3 separate regions of the Homo sapiens genome follow, and regions 1 and 2 are each linked to region 3. Evidence: chromatin contacts called from ENCODE Hi-C or POLR2A ChIA-PET data. All regions are on one chromosome and are shown on one strand. Each heading gives the region's core, a stretch centred on a gene start or an enhancer-like site at or near the end of the contact. The rest is flanking DNA. Distances are from core to core; before and after follow the strand shown.

Region 1 (3,015 bases), core at 411-2,910, 350 kb after region 3:
AGACGGAGTCTTGCTCTTGTTGCCCAGGCTGGAGTGCAGTGGTGTCATCTCGGCTCAGTGCACCCTCTGCCTCCTGGGTTCAAGTAATTCTCCAGCCTCAGCCTCCCAAGTAGCTGGGACTACAGGTGCCCACGACACCACCTGGCTAGTTTTTGTATTTTTAGTAGGTACAGGGTTTTACCATCTTGGCCAGGCTGGTCTTGAACTCCTGGTCTCAAGTGATCCACCCATCTCGGCCTCTCAGAGTGCTGGAATTACAAGCGTGAGCCACTGTGCCCGGCCCCAGAGATATGATTTAAATCAGGAATGGTTAAGTGTGTGGTGTGACGACTATAGCTTTGCTCCATTTTACCACTACTCCTTTCCTCTCCTTGCAAGCCAGTGGATATTGTGCTTTGTCTTTTCTTGATTGGACACAGCTACAGAATCCTTGTGTACATAGTACTTCAGGCAGTACTTCTCTAACAAGGTAAAAATGCTCTGCATGGAGCCTGGGTTAGAGAATATTCTTGGGATATGTGAGTTTCAGAACTGACTCTTTGCTTGAGGTTTCTGAACCATAGCATTTGTTTAAAGAGGAAACCAGAAAACCCTTAAATTCACCTTTCTCTCTGGTTAAGATTATTCATCTCATCTTCCTCCCTTGAATAGTCACTCATCTGTTAAAGAACTAAGAGTGAGGCCAGGCATGGTGGCTCACGCCTGTAATCCCAGCACTTTGGGAGGCCAGGGCCAGTGGATTGCTTGAGCCCAGGAGCTCAAGACCACCCTAGGAAACATGGCAAAACTCTGTCTCTACAAAAAAAAAAAAATACAAAAAATTAGCCAGGCATGGTGGCACGCGCTTATAGTCCCAGCTACTCAGGAGGCTGAGGTAGCAGGATCACCTGAGCCTAGGAGGCTGAGGCTGCAGTGAACCATGATTGTACCACTGCACTCCAGCCAGGATTACAGTGTGAGACCCTGTCTCAAAAAAAAAAAAAACAAAAAAACGAGTAAAACCTAAACTATTACTCATACAGTAAAAGAAGTAGGTTTCTGATCATTAAAAATAGCTTACTTAGCTGTGTCAGTAAAGGACATGTCCAATAACTGATTTTTTCCATTACAGGAGACTTGTATGGCGCTATTGGCTCTCCCGTACGGTTAGCAAGGACTGTGGTAGTTGGCAAACGACAAGACATGGTCCAGAGGCTACTTTATTTTCTTACTTATTTTATAAGATGCTCTGAACTTCAAGAAACGCATCTTTTAGAAAATGGAGAAGATGAAGCCATCGTTATGCCAGGCACAGTAATTACTACCACTTTAGAGAAAGGTGAAATAGAAGAATCAGAGTATGTCCTTGTCACAATGCATAGAAACAAAAGCAGTTTGCTCTTTAAAGAGTCAGAAGAAATTAGAACTCCCAATTGTAACTGTAAATATTGCAGTCATCCACTCCTTGGGCAAAATGTAGAGAACATTTCACAACAAGAGAGAGAAGATATTCAAAACAGCTCTAAGGAGCTGCTAGGAATTTCAGATGAGTGCCAGATGATTTCTCCTTCTGACTGCCAAGAAGAAAATGCTGTTGATGTTAAACAGTACAGAGATAAATTAAGAACTTGCTTTGACGCCAAGTTAGAGACAGTTGTTTGCACAGGATCTGTTCCAGTAGACAAATGTGCATTGTCAGAGTCAGGCTTAGAGTCAACAGAGGAAACATGGCAGAGTGAGAAGTTGCTGGATTCAGACAGTCACACAGGCAAAGCAATGAGATCCACAGGAATGGTTGTGGAAAAAAAACCTCCAGATAAGATTGTGCCTGCTTCATTTTCTTGTGAGGCTGCCCAGACAAAGGTTACTTTCCTGATTGGGGATTCTATGTCACCTGATTCAGATACTGAGCTTCGAAGTCAGGCAGTGGTGGATCAGATTACCAGACATCACACCAAACCATTGAAGGAAGAAAGAGGGGCTATTGATCAGCATCAAGAAACTAAACAAACAACCAAGGACCAATCTGGAGAGTCTGATACACAGAACATGGTTTCTGAAGAGCCCTGTGAACTTCCCTGTTGGAATCATTCAGACCCAGAAAGCATGAGCTTATTCGACGAATATTTTAATGATGATTCAATCGAAACCAGGACTATTGATGATGTTCCATTTAAAACAAGTACAGATAGTAAAGACCATTGCTGTATGTTAGAGTTTTCAAAAATATTGTGTACAAAAAATAACAAGCAGAACAATGAATTTTGTAAATGTATAGAAACAGTTCCCCAAGATTCATGTAAAACCTGCTTTCCTCAGCAGGACCAAAGAGATACACTCTCCATTCTTGTCCCCCATGGGGATAAAGAGAGTTCAGATAAAAAAATTGCTGTAGGAACTGAATGGGACATTCCAAGAAATGAAAGTTCAGACAGTGCCCTTGGGGATAGTGAAAGTGAAGATACAGGTCATGATATGACTAGACAAGTTAGCAGTTATTATGGAGGAGAGCAAGAAGATTGGGCAGAAGAGGATGAGATACCTTTTCCTGGGTAAGTAGGAAGTTTTCACCTATAATGGGCCCTATATAAATATGTACCATTCTCTTTTTTAGCTGTTCTCTGAAGGTTAGTATAAAAGAGATCATTGTTCTGGATAGCTCTCTTGTTTTCATATTCTCTTAACTCATAAGAAGGAGTAAAGGCTAAGCTCCAGAAACACCCTGGAAAGGTTTTATGAAGACCTCAAATAAAAGTTAAAGGATCTGGTTGATAAGTATAAGATTTCTTACTGCTTAGAAGGTTTCAAGCCATTTAGGAGTGACTTATGCCCCCCAAAGGACATATGCTGAGCCTGGCAGTTAGGGAGCACTAATCCCTGAGATGTTAGAATAGCTGTTAGAAATAGATTTGGCCAAGACTAAGAGGAAAACAGAGAATGTATACTTTGGGTCAAGTATGCAAGGAGAATATTCATGCTTGAGAAACATTACATACCTAGCTTTGGACTTGTGAGGCATTTAATTGTTTTGTTTTA
Region 2 (2,700 bases), core at 166-2,665, 480 kb after region 3:
CTCCTGAGTAGCTGGGATTATAGGCACATGCCTCCACACCCAGCTAACTTTGTTTTTTTTTGTAGAGACGGAGTTTCATCATGTTTTTCAGGTTGGTCTTGAACTCGTGGGCTCCAGCAATAGCCTGCCTCGGCCTCCCAAACTGTTGGGATTACAGATGTAATCACCACCACCCCCAGCCTCTACTGTTATTTTTAATGGGATTTTCCCAAAATATTTTCTGTCTGCAGTTTCTTCAATCTGCAGGTACAGAACCCATGGACACAGAGGGCTGACTGTATATATCTTTTGATTAATTTAAATATTTTAATTAATTTAGATGATGCTGAATGTTTAGTTATGTATCCTTGTGTTTGTGTTTCTCATGCAGTTAAATTTTTTCCAAAACATTACTTTCAATATTAATATAATGCTGTATGAGTGTAACGAAGTATTCTCACGTGGCTTCCAATTTTTCTCCTATTACAAACAACTTTTAGGGAAAAATCTGTACATGACTGATTATTTCCTTAGGATTGAGTTACAGAAATTACTGGGTTAAAGGTATGAAAATTATTTTAAGTTTCTACATGAATATTGGTAACTTCTCAATAGGCATTTTAAAATTGTCTTTATTATTCACTATGTATAAAATGCTTGAGTACTGAGAGGACCAGAGCAGGGCATGCCCCTCTGGTTGTCTGGGGCAGTTCTTCCTCCCTTAATGGTGTGACACTAATTCAGACAGATTTGCCCAGGGAACCAGAATTAGGAAGACTTTTTATCATACTTGAAATATTTTATGGAGTAATTGCTAAAGAAGGAGCTTTTGATAATTGTTTAAAGCAACTCAGATACTAATGTATACCAGTGGTCTAAGACTGATTATGACAGTGTTCCAGTTGGAAGGGGAATAACAACTACTCAGACATAGCAAACAAATTAATGCTGACCTAACGTTATTACCTTTTAGTTTGATTTGGTATGTGTTTATTAAGTGTGCTATCTTGTGTATGTGGCTTTTACAGTGCTAGAAAATGTAGTATTTAAAAGTAGAGAAGGGACGTAATGGTCATCTTTATGAACAAGGGATATAAAGGAACCCAGGAATTCACAGATAGTTTTAAATGAGAGTTCATTTTTTATCATTTATATATGTTACTCTCTTTTTGAAGAAAATTAATACGCTGTTTGAAACTTTAGGTTTGCATATACTTGAGTAACTATATACAAAATGTATCCTTTTGTGCAGGTATGAAGATGCTTGATACGCAGTGTAGACGGAAAGCAGAAGCATAGTGGTGCCTTTTATTGTTCTTTCAATTTCACTGATTCTAATTATAGAAGCTTACATCACCTTGGTTGATGATGACGGTTTCTCTCTCCTTCTTGGTTTTTCTTCCTCTATTACTCCCTAAGGGTGGATCATATTTCATAGTGCATGTGTGTCCAGCTGGTGGCTGTGACAGATTTTCAACAAAAATGGGGGTGATCAGTTAGTGGATATATATGACAGTATGCTGAAGCACACTGTTTCTTACAAGAGAATAAAAGAGCGTTGGTACTCTTGCCTCCCCTCCTTCATGAAGGCTGAGGAATAGGTATGCAGTTTGAAAGCAGAAGTCCTAAGGGGCACCAGTAATTAGAGTTAACTGTGTCTGATAACTGCAAAGATGCATTTCAGATGTTCATGTTAAACATGGGGGAAAACGGGTGGAAAAGATTGTTATGATCCTTTGAAAGGGCTTGTATGTTACCTATGATCATTTCAGTCATTTATTCATTTATTTTCCAAAAGACTTAAAGTGTTTTCACTATGTAAATCAGTACAATTTAAGTTTATATTTCAAAAACCAAATATAACTAAAATACAGAAATGAATATCCTCTTTATTTTGTAAAACTACAGAATTTTTCTTTTGTTCTTTAACTTCTTTGGCGTTTGACTTCTCTAAATTATGATTATAATATTTCATTGCAGATTGGGAATAAATTCCATTTAAAAATATAATAAGTAAATAAAATGCCTGGGTTAGTATAAATCCAGTTTTTGTTATCATTAGTTTTGTTTGTTTTTCATAATGCCTAGAATGTTTATCCTCTTATGGCTTACCTTCATCTATGGTAACCTTTCTCTGTCCTTCTTTTCAGTGTTGTCACATATTAACATAAAAGATGTGTTTACAGTTAGTTTAGTAACTATCAGAACCTTATCTTTGGCTTTCTAAACAATATGATTTTAAGTATTTCAGTTTGTATTTTTGTTTATAAATAATATACACAGTTAACATAAATTTTAATAACTACATGGCATTTACACTTTTATAAAAGTATTTTGTCATGATTTGAATCTTTGCAAAGTCAACATACATTGCTCTATTTTATAGTAGTGCAAAAGACCTTTCTAAAGCTAAAGATTTCATTAATAAGGGTTAGCATCATGGCATTTCATATGCAGGGGAAACGTGTTCATAAGTGGCTGTCCTGTAGTGATTCCTAGACAATAGGTAGATCAGGACATTCTCCTTTGCTGCACTTAATTCATTTGAATTGATAAGATAATGAGATGAGATCGTGATAAAATTCTAAAAGTGATGCAAGGGAAAAATAGGTTATTCACCTAGTCATTTATTTTAGTTATTTGATAAATTACTATTCTCTTCAAAGGATGTTTATTTCTTCATTCAGTAGTTAAAAGGTGAAGTCATTATTTCCTCAGAAT
Region 3 (2,869 bases), core at 246-2,745:
TATAAACATAAGTTTGGGAAGAATTAACATCTTCATAACATTTAGTATTTTAATCCAAGAAAATAGTTTACCTCTTCGTGCATTTGTGTCCTTCTATAAAGTTTTATATTGCTCTTCATCTAGGTCCTGCACACATCTTAAGTGTATTCCCAGTTATTTTCTATTTTTTGTTGCTTTTTGAATGAAACATTTTTCCTGTTATTTTTCTGTTTCTTTTCATATGCAATAAATATTCAACCACCTCATAAATACTCCTCTTATGTACAAAGCTTTTTAATTGCTTCCGTTGAAGTTTCTGCCCTCCAGGCACTCACTTTAGGTCTTTTCTCGTTCTCTCTTCCATCCACATATAGACGCAGAGCTAAATTTGAGTAATCCAAAGCGGAAGTACAAAGCAGTGTGGGCTGCTGTCCTCAGAGGAGTGCGATCTTCCCCCAGTGAGCTCATTGATGCTTATCTTGGAAAGAGGAGTCTTGTATGGAGGCATAGACTTGTCCAGGTTGAGTCAGGAGGGATACCCAGCCAGGGAACTGTGGAAATAGGTCCCCTGGTAGGAGCAAATCAGTTAGGGGAAGCAGAAAGCACATGGAGGGAGTAGTGGTTAATATGGCAGGAGGTTCAGCAGGACCAGGCCTTGGATGCTTGGGCTGGCTGGAGGACCTGGACTTTATGCTTGGGCAGGGAGGACCCACCCTTGAGGAGCATGGTGATGGGAATAGAAGAATGGCCCATGGAGGAAGAGGGGCTGAATCTGCATAGAAGGGGGCTGGCAGGAACAGAGGTGCCTGGAGGGAGGTGCAGGGTGAGTACGGACCTGTCTGCCAATGCTCCTCTTCCTTCAAGAGCCACTGTCTGCCCCTGCCCTGCTGAGGAAACCAAGGGCACAAAATGCACATGCTGACTCTGGCACAAAAAGTACTGCCCCAGGGTGAATTATTTTCTGACTCTCCACCAGAACAGGCCCTACTGGTGTTTACACCTGCTCAAGGACTTCTCTTTCATTCTGAAATTCTACAGCACAAAATTTTAGTGAATGCCTTTATTGAGTGTCTCTGGATTGCCAGAAGGCTGAGCGAGATACCATGTGCATGCTGAGTGTAGGAGGTGACGTAGTGTCAGGAAAGGGTGGCCCTGTGGGTTTCGATCTGACTTTTCACAGGTGTTTGTGGCCAAGTCACCTCCCTTACTCCTCACCTCACAGTTTCGGGGAATTCACTTTGTGAAACTGTCCTTTCTTCATTGCACACTTGGCTCAGTGTGTCTGTCCTAAGTGTCTTACATGCCATTACGTTTTCCTTGTTTGGGAGTTTTCATTGTACAGATTTCACCTTTTCTTTTTGGAAATTATTTTGAGAGAGGTTGGAGTGTAGGATGTGCTGGTATTTTGGGTGGATTCCCTGCTGTTGTGTCATCACTGAGAGCTCATGGTTGGCTCTGGTATTTCTACAAAAGCAGGAGATCTTCTGTTTCTTTCCCTCTGGGGTTTGCCCCTACACAACCACAGCAAGGCTGTAGTAGCTTCAGTGATGAGAGCAAAGGCTCCAGTTACTAAGGTTTCTGGGGTTACACTTGCAATGTTTTCCTACTATGAAACAGAGTGCCTCCTGAATTCAGTTTGCCTCTTCCCAAGAAATTAATTCTTGCGTTTCCTTTTCCACATAAGAAATTCTCTATTTCTAATTTTAATAGATTTTATTGAGAAAAGATGTTGAATTGTTGTGAATTCCTCTTTGTATGATCTTTGCCAGTTTTCCTATTAATAGGTATAATGGAAAGAACACAGGCTTGGAATTTGGATGGCTTTGGGTTCAAATCTCAGGCCAGCTGTGAGACCTTGGGCAAGCTATGTCAGCTCTCTAAGCCTCAGTTTCCTCATCTGTAAAATGAGGTGTTAGTCAGTGCAAGTGACCACAAGCACTGTAACCTACTCAAGCCAGCTAAAAGGGAATTGAGATTGATTAGTCTGTCACCAGAAGTATCTCACATGTTCCAAATGCAGGAGTGCAGCTGGGCTTCCAGGGCTGACTAGAATCAGAGTTGCAGGCACAGTGGGAAATGAGGGCCACTGAAAGGTCAGACTCCATTCAGGACTGGCTGAAAACCTCTACCTGGGCTTTGAGATGCAGCATAGTTGGTTTTGAGCCCTCTTCTAGTCTGATTTTTTGCACTGATTTCCCCACCTGTCATCTGCCCTATAGAGAATCTAGCAATGCATTCCTCTGTTTTTCATCTCTGCTTCTCTGGGCATATTTGCTTCACTTGTCATGTTTTCTGCAGATAAATACTCTCTGCAGAAAAGGACTAAAGTCCCAATTCAGAGTTCCCAGGGAAGAACTCTGATGGGTCCAGCTAGTTATTGGACCAATTAGTTATTGGTCACCTGGATGTTTCATAGGTGACCAGTGAACAGGGTCACACTTCTGTGACCAAGGCAGCTGCTATCATAAATTTATGGATGGAATGAAGGGCATAGTGAAAGCAGGCATTCTCTAAAGAAGCTGCTGCAGAGATAATCCTAGCATCCTTATATTTTAGCGTGGCTAGGGGTAGAATGTGAGTTCATCATGCAGTTGCGCTTGGATGATGCTCAACAAGTCTGTGGGTTCTGCCCCTGGCTGCTTGTTCCATATCAACCTGGCACCTTGGAGAGAGATGCTGTTTTATTTTCATGGAATTTCTATTTATATAGTTAATCCATCTGTCAAAATTTCATTTAGGATTATGGTGCGTGTATTTCTATTCAATATTGGTCTATTTTTAGTTCAAAAAATTTGATGTCACATCAAGTCTTGGAATTGTGTCTATATTTACCTCATAAATTGAACTGGATGACAAATAATGTTTTTATATAGTTTTAAATAATTTATGT

What was found. Hi-C counts contacts between places; a loop is a spot of excess contacts on that map. ChIA-PET counts read pairs that join two places held with the same protein, here RNA polymerase II (POLR2A). Pooled maps may share reads with other maps.
Region 1: a loop to region 3 is called in a pooled map, with 4 times the contacts of the local background. The contact joins two enhancer-like sites. A Hi-C loop is called at or near these places in 1 of 37 single-sample maps with no recorded cell type and 3 of 50 pooled maps. POLR2A ChIA-PET finds 5 or more read pairs at or near these places in 2 of 52 experiments (H1 and activated B cell).
Region 2: a loop to region 3 is called in a pooled map, with 4 times the contacts of the local background. The contact joins two enhancer-like sites. A Hi-C loop is called at or near these places in 8 of 50 pooled maps. POLR2A ChIA-PET finds 5 or more read pairs at or near these places in 2 of 52 experiments (CD8-positive, alpha-beta memory T cell and activated CD4-positive, alpha-beta T cell).

Annotation. Positions count from the first base shown.
Region 1 is chr5:131,671,021-131,674,035 of GRCh38, reverse strand. It overlaps FNIP1 (folliculin interacting protein 1), which reads left to right. Exons shown (of 18, transcript NM_133372.3): 14 at 1,112-2,531. Among named protein-coding and RNA genes, the nearest start is that of RAPGEF6, 37 kb to the right of the region's middle. Within about 2 kb of position 1,660, at least 11 of the 41 ENCODE cell types and tissues checked have a DNase peak (open chromatin) inside an H3K27ac peak, as active enhancers do.
Region 2 is chr5:131,535,291-131,537,990 of GRCh38, reverse strand. All of the region lies in intron 6 of RAPGEF6 (Rap guanine nucleotide exchange factor 6), which reads left to right. Among named protein-coding and RNA genes, the nearest start is that of RAPGEF6, 99 kb to the left of the region's middle. RefSeq lists an enhancer at 1,216-1,445 and a silencer at 1,201-1,495. Within about 2 kb of position 1,415, at least 6 of the 41 ENCODE cell types and tissues checked have a DNase peak (open chromatin) inside an H3K27ac peak, as active enhancers do.
Region 3 is chr5:132,018,662-132,021,530 of GRCh38, reverse strand. No RefSeq gene overlaps it. Among named protein-coding and RNA genes, the nearest start is that of ACSL6, 8.4 kb to the right of the region's middle. Within about 2 kb of position 1,495, at least 4 of the 41 ENCODE cell types and tissues checked have a DNase peak (open chromatin) inside an H3K27ac peak, as active enhancers do.